Linked DNA regions of Homo sapiens: region 1 is linked to region 2. Evidence: chromatin loops called from intact Hi-C (ENCODE). Cell type or tissue: heart left ventricle. All regions are shown on one strand. Each heading gives the region's core, and the rest is flanking DNA. Links, peaks and the distances in the headings are about the cores only.

The links. Peaks named below come from ENCODE experiments on the same cell type or tissue, not always from the same donor. Only the 100,000 strongest peaks of a DNase experiment are listed, where the experiment ranks them.
Region 1: a loop joins it to region 2, with 4 times the contacts of the local background. A loop is called at or near these places in 53 of 110 quality-filtered maps.

The regions. Positions count from the first base shown.
Region 1 is chr10:94,315,913-94,324,033 of GRCh38, forward strand. PLCE1 (phospholipase C epsilon 1) reads left to right here. Exons shown (of 33, transcript NM_016341.4): 29 at 635-844; 30 at 5,989-6,147. It also overlaps a transcript of NOC3L not described here. Among named protein-coding and RNA genes, the nearest start is that of PLCE1-AS1, 33 kb to the left of the region's middle. In heart left ventricle, for the core only: CTCF peaks have their summits at 4,554 (motif pointing left) and 4,755; a DNase peak (open chromatin) is centred at 4,549.
Region 2 is chr10:94,072,559-94,080,679 of GRCh38, forward strand. All of the region lies in intron 2 of PLCE1 (phospholipase C epsilon 1), which reads left to right. Among named protein-coding and RNA genes, the nearest start is that of PLCE1-AS2, 32 kb to the right of the region's middle. In heart left ventricle, for the core only: a CTCF peak has its summit at 3,999 (motif pointing right); no DNase peak of the experiment used is centred there; H3K27ac peaks cover 1,731 bases.

The sequences.
Region 1 (8,121 bases), core at 1,990-6,989, 240 kb after region 2:
CCAAGGGATTAAGTATCTTACCCAATAATTCGTAGCCAACAAGTATTAAAGGCAGACCTCAGACTCAGGTCTGTCTGGTTCCAGGGCTTTGTCTCAGCTGCCCTGTTTGACTGCACAGGGTCAGCAGCCAACAAAGAAAACAAGCCCTTTAAGCACACTGTCAGAAGTTTATTTAAAGAAGAATTCCCAGGAACTTAGACCACATGAGAACCTAGCCCTACAAACCTTCCATGAGAAGATGACCGAGTATTTCCAATGTGAGAAAAAGAGATTATCTTAGTAAATACTAAACTAGGTTATTTGCCCTCAGTCCTGTGTTGCAAGATTACAAAGGGCTAAGTTCATGGAATGAGAAACCTAAAATTTTTAATTCACTAGGAGCTCTCATTCCAGCAGTGGGAAAAAATAGTTATGCTGTCTGGGGATTATGAATAAGTTGTGCCGTTGCCCGGAGTGAACATAAACAATCCATTCTGAACATAAGAGAATTCTTAGATCTTCCAAAAAGAATTATGCAATACTCTAGAGTAAATTTCACTTATAAATTGCATAGCAAACCTATCTGAACACCATGAAAGTTGATTTGTTTTAAGTTTTTGCCTCACTCCTCAGTTTGCCTTCACTTTTTCTTTAGATTCTGACAAATGAACAAGACATCAAACCTGTTACCACAGACTATTTTTTGATGGAAGAAAAATATTTTATATCTAAAGAAAAGAATGAATGTAGGAAACAACCATTCCAGAGAGCCATTGGTCCAGAAGAGGAGATCATGCAAATTTTAAGCAGCTGGTTTCCAGAAGAGGGATACATGGGCAGGATTGTCTTAAAAACCCAGCAGGAAGTAAGTGTGTCTGGGTGCAGCCTACACAGTAACGACTCATTATGTGATTAGCCATTTACCACTCACAACCTCCCTGAAATTCAGAATTTCTTGTAATTGCAACTTGGTTTATATTCTTCTTAAGTAAATGTGGATGAACAGTTTTATTCTTCTGCACATAATCAGAATATTATCTCTAAGGTACAGAAATTCAATCTAAAAAACATCCCTTAGACCGGGCGTGGTGGCTCACGCCTGTAATCTCAGCATTTTGGGAGGCCGAGGTGGGTGGATCACTTGAGGTCAGGAGTTCAAGACCAGCCTGGCCAACATGGCGAAACCCCATCTCTACTAAAAATACAAAAATTAGCCAGGCGTGGTGGCAGGCACCTGTAATCCCAGCTACTCATGAGGGAGGCTGAGTCAGGAGAATTACTTGAACCCAGGAGGCAGAGGTTGCAGAGAGCTGAGATCGTGCCATTGTGCTCTGGCCTGGGCAACAGAACAAGACTCTGTCTCAAAAAAAAAGACAAGGAAATATGTTTTCTCACACAAATAAACTATTCCATTTTAAAAATAAATAAAAACATACCTTATAAGATAAAGGAAGCAAAGATTCCTTATGCATGTCATCAGCTATGGGTCCAGTATTTTATTTGTATGTGTGAAAAGACATCGTTGTGAGGGTCACATTACTGTATAATGCAAAACCTGCAGGTATTTTCTATTCTGGGGATGACTGACTTCCAGTTTTAGCTAATAGAAGTTTTAGCTAATAGAAGCTTCCATGCTTACAAGTAAAATAATAATATTTCTTTGAAAATATTCCAGAACTTCATACAAAGTAAGAATAATATCTTGGCCTGAGTCAGAATTAGTAACAATTTATATTACGTGTGCTAAGATTCCCATGATCATTCCTGGGAAGGAAAGGATGCAACAACTGCCATGTTGACTCCAAACTGATTGGCTCCTGTTTGACTTAATTGATGAAGCACTTTTTTTTTTCCCTGAATTAACTGAGAAAACCCTACTAACTTAAGAATGACATATAAGGTCATTTCTCTAGCATAGACAGTCATGCGTCATGACATGTTGATAGTCAAGCAGTTGAGTCTATTCAACAATTTGATTACATAAATATTGAGCACCTAATATGTACCAAGCCCTGTTCTGGGCACATGATCTGCTCCTTTGGGGCATGTAATAGTGCTTGCCTGATAGAAGGTGCCTCAGGCCCATGCTTGCTAGGGCACAGTGAAGATAATAGCCAATTTTAACCATTGTGTGTTTTCACTTTCTAGTCACAGTGAGTGAATGTGACCTAAAGCCTCTACAGAGCTCTAGCATCAACTCTAGAGCCCAGAGCCACTGCCTTCTTTCCCTGACCTTGCCTGAGACAATGAAAGGGCATTTAATTTAAGCAAAAAAATGTAATTGTCTCCCCAGCCTTCTCTCCCTATTAAGACACACTAATTGCTAAGACAGAGACCAGGCAACCCTAATAATAATCACTTTATGATAAAATATCAGAGGGCTTAGCTGTACTTTTGAAGCCATCTTTAATGTCTAAATTTTTGTCCTGTTCCTAAATTGTCTTGCCTTATTAATTAGCTACATGTAAAAAGTATGTATCCTCTAAGCGATGTCAGAAAATCAGTAAATTTGTAAACCTCATACTTGTGTATGATTTACAGCGTTGAAAGCCCTCAAACACTATGTTGAATGATATAATGGAAACCATTTTACACTTAAGGAAATAGATTCAGAGAGGTGAAATCATGACAGGGTTAGAAGTAGAAAGAACTCAAGTCTATGGCTTCCAGGTCAGTGTTCTTTCCACCATCCTGTGCTACCCAAGCTGAAATTGTGTCCATCCTTGTGGATCACCCACACTCAGCACCTTGGGAGGAGCAGGAGGCAGTGGGTAGGCTAGAGGGAAGACAGGCTGGCTGCTGAGTGTCACAGGAAGCTTCATTTTATGCTCAGAGGAGCTGGGGAGGTGAGGGACACCCAAATGCAATTTAAATGTATACCACAACAAGCTGGGCACGGTGGCTCACACCTGTAATCCCAGCACTTTGGGAAGCCAAGGCAGGCTCAGGAGTTTGAGACCAGCCTGGCCAACATGGCAAAACTCCATCTCTACTAAAAATACAAAAATTAGCAGGGCGTGGTAGCAGGCACCTGTAGTCCCAGCTACTCAGGAAGCTGAGGCAGGAGAATCACTTGAACCCAGGAGGCAGAGGTTGCAGTGAGCCAAGATTACACCACTGTGTTCCAGCCTGGGTGACAGAGCAAGACTTCATCTTTAAAAACAAAAAAAAGTATATGACAACAGGCAGTAGGGACCTCAGGAATATGCTTCCAAAAGGCTGGTAAAGGAAGGCATTTTGAAGAAAAAGGGGCATAAATCAGAAGGGAAGGCTAACAAGATTTTTCTGATAAGTAAAATATGGCAAGTTGTCCTTTATATGCCTTTGTTAGGAAATTTTTGAAATGACTGAAATATATCTCAAAAGATAACTAAATTTAGTGTATCTAGGTTTACCTGGTGCATAGTGATACCCAAATAATAATTGCTGATTGAATAAATGAATTCAGTAATTACTGAATGTAAGAGGGCACTACTAGAGGAGACAGATTTGGGCTATAAGTATTTCCATTTATTTTATCCCATGGAACTAATAAGACATATAAGCAGTTTGCCCATATATGAAAATTCTTCAGTTGCTCTCTGTGACCTCTGATCTCTCCTGCCTTTTATAATTTTCTTGTCTCCTGGGCTTTCAAGCTGTCAGATACCACATCTTCCTGTGGTCAATGTGTCCTCTTCTGTTACTGGATTTGAAATTGGGTAAACCAGGATTGTCACAATGAACAGACCACCTAACTTCTGTAAACCTCACTGCCCTAATTTGTAAAATCTATATACAAACTACCCTACTTGACTCAAAGAAATGATCATGAGACTCATGTCAAACATGTACACAGACAAGGTGTACAACAATGCTTAGTAAAAAGGGATATAAGTGAGGGCTATTGTTATTTTGTTCATAACCTGTGGCTTCGAACTAATGTGGCTAGAAATACCTTAAAATAAGCTCTGAGGGAGGCTCAAAGGTGCTCTTTTTTTTTTTTTTTTTTTTTTTGAGATGGAGTCTGGCTCTATTGCCCAGGCTGGAGTGCAGTGGCGCGATCTCAGCTCACTGCAAATTCCGCCTCCCGGGTTCACACCACTCTCCTGCCTCAGCCTCCTAAGGGTGCTCTCTTAAAAATAAAGCTTAATGCATCGTTGTTGGGACATTTTATGTGCCAACTCTGGTTTTCTGATTTCTTGCCTCCTGGTTTGGGGGACAAAGATTATAAATTATGTCATGTGAATTACCTCTCAATCTTACTCTCTGACTGGTTAAATATATGATGATCAGTGCAATGACATATTATTAAGCAAGTTGTAAAACAGTATACATAGGATACAATCTCATTTTATGTAAAAAGAGACAATAGCTCATCTCTTCCCCCCCTTCCATTATATAATGGAGTATTCATTCATGGGAAAAAAATCAAATGGATTTTTTCACTCATTGAAAAAAGTTAAAATAGATTATATATCTTTATTTATTTAACAAAAAATCATGTAATTATAAGGCCATGATTGCAAAGTTAATTAAATGATTGGGGCAAGCTTCAGAAGCCAGTCCTTTCTGGCCCTGGTTGCAGTTTTGGCGCCACCTGGTGGCAGTTATCTATTCTGACTTTAATCAATGGGTACAATTCTAGTTGGAACTTCCAAGATAGCGACAGCAACTCATGGATTCTTCTGGTTAGTTAGTTAGCACCCATTTCAGTAGCCTGGTCTGGAGAGATGAGGCTAGAATTCTGGGGATAAGGGAGTTTTCCTGCCAAGACCTCACTTGCTGAGATGAGGTTGTCTACTGTTTACTTACTTTACCTCTCCCTGCCCTTTTACTAAGTCTCCCTCTTGCAAAAGGGAAGCTATCCTCATTTGAAAATGTGGTGGACAAAGAACAGCAGCAGCTGCTTGACAATCACATTATATCTAAATTCACCTAATTCAAGGGTGTTGCTTTACATAGTCACATACACAAAAATACATTTGAACATCCACAGCAAATGTTTAAAAGGATGTATTATCCAATGACAGTGGGGTATTTTGTGGCGAATAAGGTGGGAGAAGGAAAAAAGATGAGAATGGGAAAAGTTTGGTTTTTCTTATTGATACGCTTCTGTACTGTTTGAAAATTTTTAATAAGATACATATATCTGTAGATACATAATCCACCAAAAAGCCAATTAATCTAATTCTCATAATTTTACTGTGAATTTTGTCAAAATTTGTTTCAATGTGGCTTACCTCCAGCCATTCATTCAGCCTTGTCACTGCAGTTTTGTTCACCCAACCTGTCAATTTCATGGTTTATATTTCAGATGTCTAGCATTTCTTAAATGCTCAACGTCTGTGGAAATGGGTGAGCTTTCTTTTAAATACAATTTACTGTGTTCTTATTTGGCTTTTGCTAATTGGCAAAATGGTATATTGTCTTTCTACAAATTTACCTACAGTCAACTTGGACTCTCAAAATCCACAGCTAGGCGGGGCACAGTGGCTCACACCTGTAACCCTGGTACTTTGGGAGGCCGATGCAGGTGGATCACAAGGTCAGGAGTTCAAGACCAGCCTGGCCAGCATGGCGAAACCCTGTCTCTATTAAAAATACAAAAATTAGGCATGGTGGCACACATCTGTAATCCCAGCTAGTCAGGAGGCTGAGGCAGGAGAATTGCTTGAACCCAGGAGGTGGAGGCTGCAGTGAGCCAAGATCATGCCACTGCACTCCAGCCTGGGCAACAGAGCAAGACTCCATCTCAGAAAAAAAAAAAAAAAAACCCACAGCTAATAGGAGCAGATAAATTGGCTTGTTATGGATCTATCAACATCATCAGAAGCACAGTAGTTTCCTCCTCTCAGGAGATAGGTATATCCTTTTAGAACAGTTTATGAAATAATAACATAGTATATGAGATATTAAGCTAAGAAGTTTCTACATCACCAAGATACAAGCTCAGATTTTTGCTAGATTTGTCTTTCTTTATTCTGCATAAACCTATTATTTACTCACATTTTTTCTTTTTAAACATAGAACCTAGAAGAGAAAAACATTGTTCAAGATGACAAAGAGGTGATCTTGAGCTCAGAGGAGGAGAGTTTCTTTGTCCAAGTGCATGATGTTTCTCCAGAGCAACCTCGAACAGTCATCAAAGCACCCCGCGTCAGCACTGCACAGGATGTCATTCAGCAGGTAAAAGCCTCTCCCTTCCTCACCTGAGTCCTTTCCTCAGCATAAATTATTGGAACAAATGTCTGTGCACTGATGGCTCATTTTATGAGTGAAGTTCCTCAACAACAGGGACCTCAAAGGGGAGTGTGTGCCTCTTAAGGCTGGGAAATTGCCTCACATGGTGGCTCATGCCTGTAATCCCAGTTTTAGGAAGCTGAGGCAGGAGGATTACTTGAGCACAGGAGTTGGAGGCTGCAGTGAGCTATGACTGGCCACTGCACTGCAGCCTGGATGACAGAGTGAGGCCCTGTCTCTAATTGAAAAAAAAAACAACCAACCCAGTGGCTCACACCTGTAATCCCAGCAGTTTGGGAGGCTGAGGGGGGCAGATCACTTGAGCTCATGAGTTTGAGACCAGCATGGCTGACATGGCAAAACCCTGTCTTTACAAAAAGTACAAAAATTGCTGGGCACGGGGGTTCACGCCTGTAATCCCAACACTTTGTGGGGCCAAGGCGGGTGGATTGCCTGAGGTCAGGAGTTCGAGACCAGCCTGGCCAACATGGTGAAACCCCATCTCTACTAAAAATACAAAAATTAGCTGGGCGTGGTGGCAGGCACCTGTAATCCCAGCTACTTGGGAGGCTGAGGCAGGAGAATCGCTTGAACCCGGGAGGCAGAGGTTGCAGTGAGCCGAGATCATGCCATTGCGCGTCAGCCTGGGCAACAAGAGTGAAACTTCGTCTAAAAAAAAAAAAAGTACAAAAATTAGCCAGGCATGGTAGCATGCACCTGTAGTCCCTGCTACTCAGGAGGCTGAGATAGGAGGATCGCTTGAGCCTGGGAGGCAGAGGTTTGCAATGAGCCAAAATCGTGCCACTTTACTCCAGCCTGGGCAACACAGCCAGACCCTGTCTCAAACAAAAACAAATTTTAAAAGTTTAAAATCTTGGAAATATTAATTCATTCCTTCAACAGACACTTAGTATCTACAGTGAGTTTGGATCTCTATAAAGCATTGATAATAATGGATTTAGGAAGTGACTCTGCAGTGACAATGTCATGGTCCCAGAAATACCTAAGCCAGTAGGTACTGACCATCTCTCAAGGATCCTACAGAGGACAAGTAGGAGGCCTACTCTGATCCTCTCCCCTCCTCTAAATCACGCTTCTCTGAGAGTTTACATGGTTTCAGAGAAGTTTGCTTCCTTCATAGCCTTGTTAGGGTAGGCCATTCATCAAACACCTATTTGAGAAGACATACAACACAACAATTAAGAGCACAGACCCTAGATCAAGCTGTGTTAGATTCAAATCCCAGCTCTACTTCTGAGACCTGGAGTAAAAGCTCAGATCTGTGCCTTAGTTATAGTAGTGTGCTGGTAAACCAGCTCTTTGTAAAAGAAAGATAAAAGCCCTTATTTATTTCTTTTGTGTAAATGCCCCTACCATATCTGATTTCACCAGACTATTCCCGTTGGCTCCAGCAAAACACTACATGGTAAGTCACCACATAGACCACCACATAGACAATATGGAGATAGTATGATAGTACTTTCCTTGAAGGTTAAGTATATGTAAGATGTTTAATACAATGCCTAGCAAATGGTAAACATTACTTAAGGGTTACTTGCTGTTCTTACTGTATGATAACTTAGTTAATATTAGCCATCTTATTCAACTGACTTTGAATTCCAAAGGGCCCAGACTTACATTTCTTTAACTTATCTTTGTCTCCCCTAAAAGTACAGCACAGTATCTGGGACATAATTGGCCCTCACTAAACATTTAATGAATTAACAAATGCATCAATGAAAGACATTCTTATATTAAATGAAAAGAGAGATCAGTTGACTTCTAAAATTCTTTCAACATCCAAGACTCTGTGATAGAGATAGCCCAGTGGGACAGAGACGCTCCTGAAGAGCAAGATTCTATTCCTCACTGGCTGACTTTCATGTCTGTGAGCGCTGGTACATGCAGAAAATCTGGTTC
Region 2 (8,121 bases), core at 1,627-6,626:
CCCATTTCTTTTATTTGCTTGGCTCCTATAGATATTTGACTTTGTGACCTATACAGACGAAAGCATAGGAACTCTTCAGAATGTCTCTTTCAAATTGTCATTTATTTCTTTATTCTCCTACAAATAGACCAGTTTATTTTCAAGCATCAATAGTGATACTTACTTATTTTTTGTTATGTTTCATCCCTAGAATTTCAATAAGAGTTTTCTGTCTTCATTTCTTATGTAATGAAGAGGGTTAGATGAGTCTGACCCAATGTCACCAGGTGGCCTTCCTCTTTGAGCTCTCACCAGAAGTGTCTACTCACCCACACAGATGCACTGGTGAGCAATGTGGAGATCGCTGAAGAGCCCATGGTGCTGATGGGGGAGAGGGTGTACACCTTCCCTCTCAGTAGCAGCTTGGGCCCCTCCTCTAGCATTTCCAGCTGCAGAGCCTCTTTTGTCAGGGAGCACAGGGTGTTTTCTTTCCCTCTCTGCCCCCCACTTCCTACCCCAGGGCACACCAGTTATCCTGGCTCCTGTCTTCATCCTTCCATATCCAGTTTCCCACCCCAAACTTCCAGCATTTTCTAGGAGTGTAACTGCTCCCCCCACCACCCCACCCACCAACCCCAGGCAGTTCATGATCGTTTCTTTTTAAATGAACATTCTGGCACATACATTGTTTTTCCCCATGTCATTACTTAGATTTTTATAGACTAGCATAGTATACTAATCAGCATTTATATTACCTTTTCCATGAGCAAACATGTTTTGAATTCCAAGTAACCAACTTACTTTATAAACTTCTAAATGTTATGTCTAAAGTTATATGGTGCTCAGTGAGGACTGGAAATTGTCAGGAATGGCTTCATGGAAAGTGGGGCTTGAGTTAGACCTAGAGGGGTCTGTAGAAGGAGGTCAGACAGGGAAATATTCCAGGTGGAAGGGTGAAGATACGGAAGCAGAATTGAGAGAAGACAGTTAAAACCAGTATGGAGAAGACAGCATTTTATGATTCAATAAATAGAAGCCAATCGATCAATTTAGTTCATTTCCTCTTCCCTTCCACTTTAGGGTTTTAAGTCAGGAATGGCAATACTGGGCACATGTGCTACCTCCAGCCCACTGCACCCATGGCAGATGCTACTAATCATGACACTTGTTTTTCATGAATTTGTTACCAAAACACCAGAGGTTTGGTTTAGGTCCTACTGCTCCCCACACAGAATGCCAATCACCAAGTCAGCAAGCATTGCCAGGGAAGAAGGCTTTAATCGGTGCTGCAACCAAGGAGATGGGAGATGAGGTTTCAAATCCAGCTCCTGGACTGACAAAAATTAGGGTGTTTATATAGCACAGAAGGCGGGAAAACAGGAATTAGGGAATTAATCATGATCAATGAGGGATTTGATATCTCACTGTCTGGTTGTGGTGATCTATTGAGTTTCAGTCCCTTGTCTGAGGGTCAGTTCCTGAGGAAGGCACTCAGTTAAGACAAATACAAGTTTCAAGTGTTAAGATGGAGGGCCAATTTTTATGTTTATTCAGTGACCCATAAATATCATTTCTATGGGAAAACTGGGTCAGTTTCAAGTTCAGACAGGGCCTAAAATTTTTTTCATAATGTATCATACCAAGCAGTTCTTTTTTTTTTTTTTTTTTTTCTTGTAGACAGAGTCTCCCTCTGTAGCCAGGCTGGAGTGCAGTGGCTCAAACATGGATCACTGCAGCTTCGAACTCCTGAGCTCAAGTGATACTCCCAACATCAGCCTCCTGAGTAGCTGGGACCACAGATGTACACCACCACACCTGGCTAATTTCTATTTTTCATTTTTATTTTTTGTAGAGACAGGGTCTCCCTATGTTGCCCAGGCTGGTCTCAAACTCCTGAGCTCAAGCTATCCTCCAAAGTGGTTGGACCATAGGTGTGAGCCATAACACAGGGCCCATCCCAAACAGTTCTACCAGTTGATCAGAGTTGGCATGCAATGTGAAATCCATTTTCTATTCATGTCCTGAGTTTAGTAAATCTGGTGATTTTTATCTCTAAATGGAACTGCTTTATGAGTATCTTTATTAAGTCCAAAATGTAAACAGCCATTTAGAACAACATTAATATAATTACTCAAATGCTTTACGATACTATCTTGCCAGAACATAGATTTCATAGTGATAAACCAAAACCCACTTAACTAATGCTTAAATATATTTCCTTTTAAAAGGTGTCATTGGTCTAGTTACTAATGATATTAATTGCTTTATTTCCTCAGATCCCAATTTTGCATTGATCCATTTTCCAGGGCTTAGTATTGATTTTTTAAAGAATAACTTGTATAATATTAAGTGAGACAGCCATATCAATCAATTATAGTCCTCTCCTCAACTGGACAATTTATGCCTTGTAAATGTGGGTCTACACATAATGTTTTCTACAATGTCAGTAGGATTTCAAGTGCCTGGGGTTCTGTTCTTGTCTTTGTGGATTCCTTTCTCTGCCTGCCTTCTTCCCCTTCTCTTCTTGGCCTAATTATTATCTTTCAAGAACTAACACAGGAATTATCTTTCTGTGAGATCTTTCTGGAATCCCCACATTCACCATCACAATTAGTTTCTCTCTCCTCTCGGTTCTGTAGTGCTTTGTTTTTGCACCTTTAGCAGAATGGCTAGTTAGTCAGGGATGTGCCCATGTCCCCAGCTAGACTGGGAGCTCCTTGAGGGCAGCACGTGCCTTGTCACCTTCTTCTCCCCTCCATCTAATACGAAGTAGGTGGCAGATGCATCCTTTCCAAATGATTGACATCAATAAGACATTGAAAAAATATTGGGCTAGTAGAATTTTAATTTTGTTTGAACATGTTAATGTCCATGTTGGTTTACTTGAGAACACATAATTGGTGTAAAATTAGGTGACAAATTTGTAAATGTGGATTTAGGGAGTCATTCACATTGAAAGATTGAATTCTACTGCTGACTTCTACTGACTAAACTGCTGGCATTCTGTTCTTTACAGTAAAAGTGACATTGGGTGAAAGCATTGGTATCGGTGTCTAGCTGTTTTGAGCTGAGGCTACCTTTGTTTGAATGAAGGGAATATTTGGATCATCTGACTGGAAATATGTATGTCATGAGACAAGTATGCTGGCACTTCTGTTATGACAACAGATGATATCCTCTTCCTGAGTGAACTGGGAAAGGCAGGGAGTTTGGGGAGACCTGCAGCATGACCTGGGTCACATTCAGAATGCGTTCTGCTGTTCAGAGTTTCCTTGCTCTTGAGTATCACCCTTTGCCTCAGTTTTTCAGATGGAAAATGGGTGGAAGTCAGTGGAATTATTGTGTAATAAAAACAGCTAATGCTTATTTCCTATGCATCAAGTACCATGCTGAATACATGAGTTCATTTAATCCTGACAACAGCCCTGTGAGGTGTTACCATTAGGATGCCTACTTTACAGGAGAGGAAATGGCACCTTGGAGAGGTTAAGTGATGTGCTCAAGGCCAAATCCTAGTCAATGGAAAAGTCTGAGACCCAAATTCAAGTCTTTTTGACCATTGGCCCTGTGTGTGTGTTTGTGTGTGTGTGCGTGCGTGTGTGTGTGTGTGTGTGTGTTACCTCCATGCTAAGCTGCTTCTGCGGTAGCTCTAGAGAGCCTCATAAAAGAGCTAAATAAATAAAAGGGGTACGGGATATCCTTATTAGAGAGAAGAGTGTTTAGTAGGAGGTTATTATCTGTTTTCTTGAGAGAATTCCTGGCTTAGAGTAAAGACAGATGTTATAAAAACTGTACCCTGGTTGATTTGATTGACACCTCAAGATGTTTTGAATCTAGTTACACTTACATTACTGTCAGGTGATTTCTGAGATGTTGCTTTGTTGCAGTACAAGTTCAGAGGACAAAGGTCTTCCAGGGTTGGAGGGGTCAGTGTGAATGGAGCATTGGAGGTTGTGCCGCCTTTTCTGAGCTGTGCATGGTTGTCTTTTTTCCTACCAGTAGGTGGAAATAGAACTGAATCTTTCAGCACTTGCTCTTTCAGCTGAATCCTGGCAGGATTCCTTTAATTTCTGCCATGAAGGAAAAAAATAAAAAACCTCAGGAGAATTTTGGAGTGTACAGTTGGAGGACTGTTATTCTGCAGACTGGAATACTTCCAGTCTGATGGTCAGATAATGATTTCAGCCTCCTAGAAGGCCAGGGTGCTGGAAGCAGCTGCTGGCAGCCGTGGGTGTCCCATGAGCTCTGCTGGACACCCACCTTGAGGGGGGCTTTTCCTATCCTGACCACACATCCTTTTACAAGACTCCTCCCGTCCCACCCGTTTAAACCTTTGTCTTTACTGTGAAGTTGTGTATCATGTTTATTTTCAGAAACTGCATTTCTGAAATTAAAATCTACCAAGCTGAAACAGCACATAAGTGGATAAAGTACAAGAGGAAAGCCTCCCACCCACAGTTCCCTCACTTTCTCATTGTATTAACTGTTTTTTGCATACCTATCCAGACTTTTTCTATAACATAAACAATTATATATCTCATCGAAATAAAACAGGCATTATGTAACAAGTGTTGTTCTTTGCTTTGTGCACTTATGAGTGTATCAGGGCTGCCTATGAATGTGATTCGCTCTGGTGTTTCCCAGTTGGGGGCAGTTTGGCCCCCGAGGTGACACTTGGCAATGTCTGGAGACATTTTCAGTTGTCAACAACTGGGGTGACGGGATGCTACTGGCATCTAATGGGTAGTGGCCAGAGATGTTGCTAAATATTCTACAAGGCACAGGACAGCACCTCACAAAGCATTATCCAGCCCCTAATATTTAGTACTGAGGTTGAGAAACCCTTTGCTAGGTAACCTCATTCTTTGCAATGGTGCACTGAATTCTATAGTGTGAATTTCTCATCCTATGTTAATGTTTTCCTACTGGCAGTCACTTAAGGTTGTTTCCAACTCATCTCACCTGTAATCCCAGACCTTTGGGAGGCCAAGGTGAGAGAATCGCTTAAGGCTAGCAGTTTGAGACCAGTCCAGGCAACATAGTGAGACCCCAAGTCTGCCAAAAAAATATAAATAAATAAATTAGCCGGGCATGATGGCATGCATCTGTAGTACTAGCTACTCCGGAGGCTGAGGCGGGAGGATCACTTGAGCCCAGGAGTCAAGGCTACAGTGAACTATGATTGTGCCACTGCACTCCAGCCTGGGTGACAGAGCAAGACACTGTTTCAAAAAAACAAACAAACAAAAAAACAGTGTTGGAATAAATATTGGTTTACATCTTTGTGCACTTTGAGATTTTGTTTCTGCGAGATAAAGATACAAAATTAAAATATCTGAGGATAGGGACTTTATTTTAAAAGTAAAAAGTACTCTTTTACACCCAGAATCCCTAATTTGCTGTTCCAAAAAGCAAAAGACCTAAAAACAAAGTTTAAAAATTCACAGCAAACACAGGATTTGGTGGCAAAACCTTAGTTGAACTTGTGTGAGGCTAGTCTTTATTTATTACATTTAATGTGAATATTTAGACATCTGTTGCAGAAATCTTTATTTGATTATGGGTTACTGTCTCAGTCTCTGATGATGTAGTTACATAATATGGCACCTTATTGACTTTTTAAAAATATCTGAATTGAATTCTAAAGCTCTTTCAGCTTTTTGGCAAACATTGCCATCTGATAGATTTGTTTGCATTAGAATGGCAGCCTCGGGAATTTAATATTATAGTGATGTGCAGCATTTAGTCCTTAATAATTCTTATATGTTGAAATGAGCAGGTTGTGGTGACTTCAGTGATTTTGTTTTCAGCATCTATAACCCCCTTTTAAAGGTGATTTTAGTCCTATGAAGAAAAATTGCATGTTTTCAGGTCGCAATTCTTGCCTTGTGCTTTTCCGTACAAATTAGCCCCTCAGAAAACATGAAGCATGGTCTTGAAAATCACTTTTTGCTCATTTTTTTTTTTTGAGACAGAGTCTCGCTCTGTCACCTAGGCTGGAATGCAGTGGTGCGATCTCAACTCACTGCAACCTCCCCTCCCAGGTTCAAGCAATTCTCTGCCTCAGCCTCCCAAGTAGCTGGGATGACAGGCACCCACCACCATGCCCGGATAATTTTTGTATTTTTAGCAGAGACGAGTTTCACCATCTTGGCCAGGCTGGTCTTGAACTCCTGACCTCATGAACCACCCACCTTGGCCTCCCAAAGTGCTGGGATTACAGGCGTGAGCCACCATGTGTGGCCTGCTCATTCTTTAAAAGATTGGCAATAGCTACAACATTTTGCATGCTTGCTCTGTTTCATGCTTAGCAAACATTACCAAATCTGACCTCCACAACAATACCTCTAGGAGGTAGTCTTTTTGTCTTAGTTTATCTGCAGGGAATGGGCTTCTGGAAGTTGAGGATGTGTGCAAAGTAACATCTGGGAAGAGGCAGAACCCAAATCTGCAGCTGTAGGTGCTACATCCCTCCACGGTGTAATTAGAATTCACTTTCCCCAATGTGGACAGAGTTTTAATATTTCTATTAAACTGTAATTAAATTAATTAAATTGTAATTGGTAGCCGTTACAAAATTTTTGAGAAAAAAAATAGCCCCAAGTTGCTTTTTCTCTCAAGGGGCTACACTTGGACTTGATGGCAAATAGGAAAATGTCACTTGAGTCAAGTGGATATTTTCATCACAACATTAAGAGAAAGCATTGGAGCAAATCTGAGGTCACGAAGCTCTCCCACCAAAGAACTAAGCATTATTTGAAATGAGAAAACATTAATGTCCTCTCTGGAGCCTGGAATTGACATGAAATTAGGGAAAAGCATTGAGTTATATTTATTTCTTTTGGTTTAATCCCAAGATGTCGGTTTTCATTATGAAAGGGGAGGGGAACATCACACACCAGGGCCTGTCGTGGGGTGGGGAGCGAGGGGAGGGATAGCATTAGGAGAAATACCTAATGTAGATGACGTGTTGTTGGGTGCAGCAAACCACCATGGCACGTGTATACCTATGTAACAAAACTGTACGTTCTGCACATGTATCCCAGAACTTAAAGTATAATTTAAAAAAAGAAATTTAATTTAACATAAAAAATTTAAAAACATATTATCTTCTATTCTTTATAGCAGAGCCAGTTCAAGAACCCTCAGGAAAAATTCTTGCCCTAAGCCAACTGGAATTTCTGACTTCTGAATTTTTTTATGTGACAGGCTTAGCCTGGGGTAGAGTCCAGGAAGGATGCTTCTAGGTTGGTTTTTTAGCTGTTGCTGACATGATTCCCTTTGCTGCCTCCTAGCTCTCGAGGTTTCTCCAAAAAGCATATGCAAGGAACTTTCCTATTCCTTCCTTGGAGGAGTTTCCAATGTTCCTTCTCCACTGTGTCCTCTGCAACTCAATCTACCGATTTGTTTTAACATTTCAAGTTTATAGCTGATTTTACTATTGTGATGGGGAATCCCAGGGTATGAACTGTGTGCAGGACAGTTAACTACTCCTGTTATTTCTTGGCTTGCTAGGTTTTTATTGTTACTTTCAGCTGTCTTTCAGCCTTTTACCCATCGTCCTTCACCTTTGATGAGTTCTCTCTGGTACTTTGGTCTTTGAGAAAGACCTAAGTACACTCCCCTTAGTCCCTCATTTAAATGCCCATTCTCACAGCACCCCTGAACCTTGAGATGTCTTTAGATTCTGCATGAACACCTCACAGGTCCAAACTCCTCTCTGCCTCAGGCCCTTTGTATGTGCTAGTCCCTCTGTCTGGGACACACTCTCCTAGCTACCAGCCTCTTTTTACCTGGTTGTTAACTTCAGTTTATGTTCTCAGGGAAGCCTTCCTAGACCACCACACCCCTTCTCCTAGCTAAGATCAGCTATTAGTTGTGATTCTTTCATGAGTCAGTCTCTACCATGAGATTGGACATGCTATTAGCCCAGGGACCAAGTAAAATGTTTCATTTCAGTGCAATGACTATTTGTGCAGTGAATGAACAAATGAGGCCTGTACTTCTCTGGATTCCGAGTCAGCTTCTCTGCTTTTAGACTTTATTTTCCAGACCTACATTCTTACTGAAATATGTGTGTTTCCTCACATCATTCACCTGTCCTTTTCACTGGCCCCCTTCACCAGCCTTTACACTGTTTCC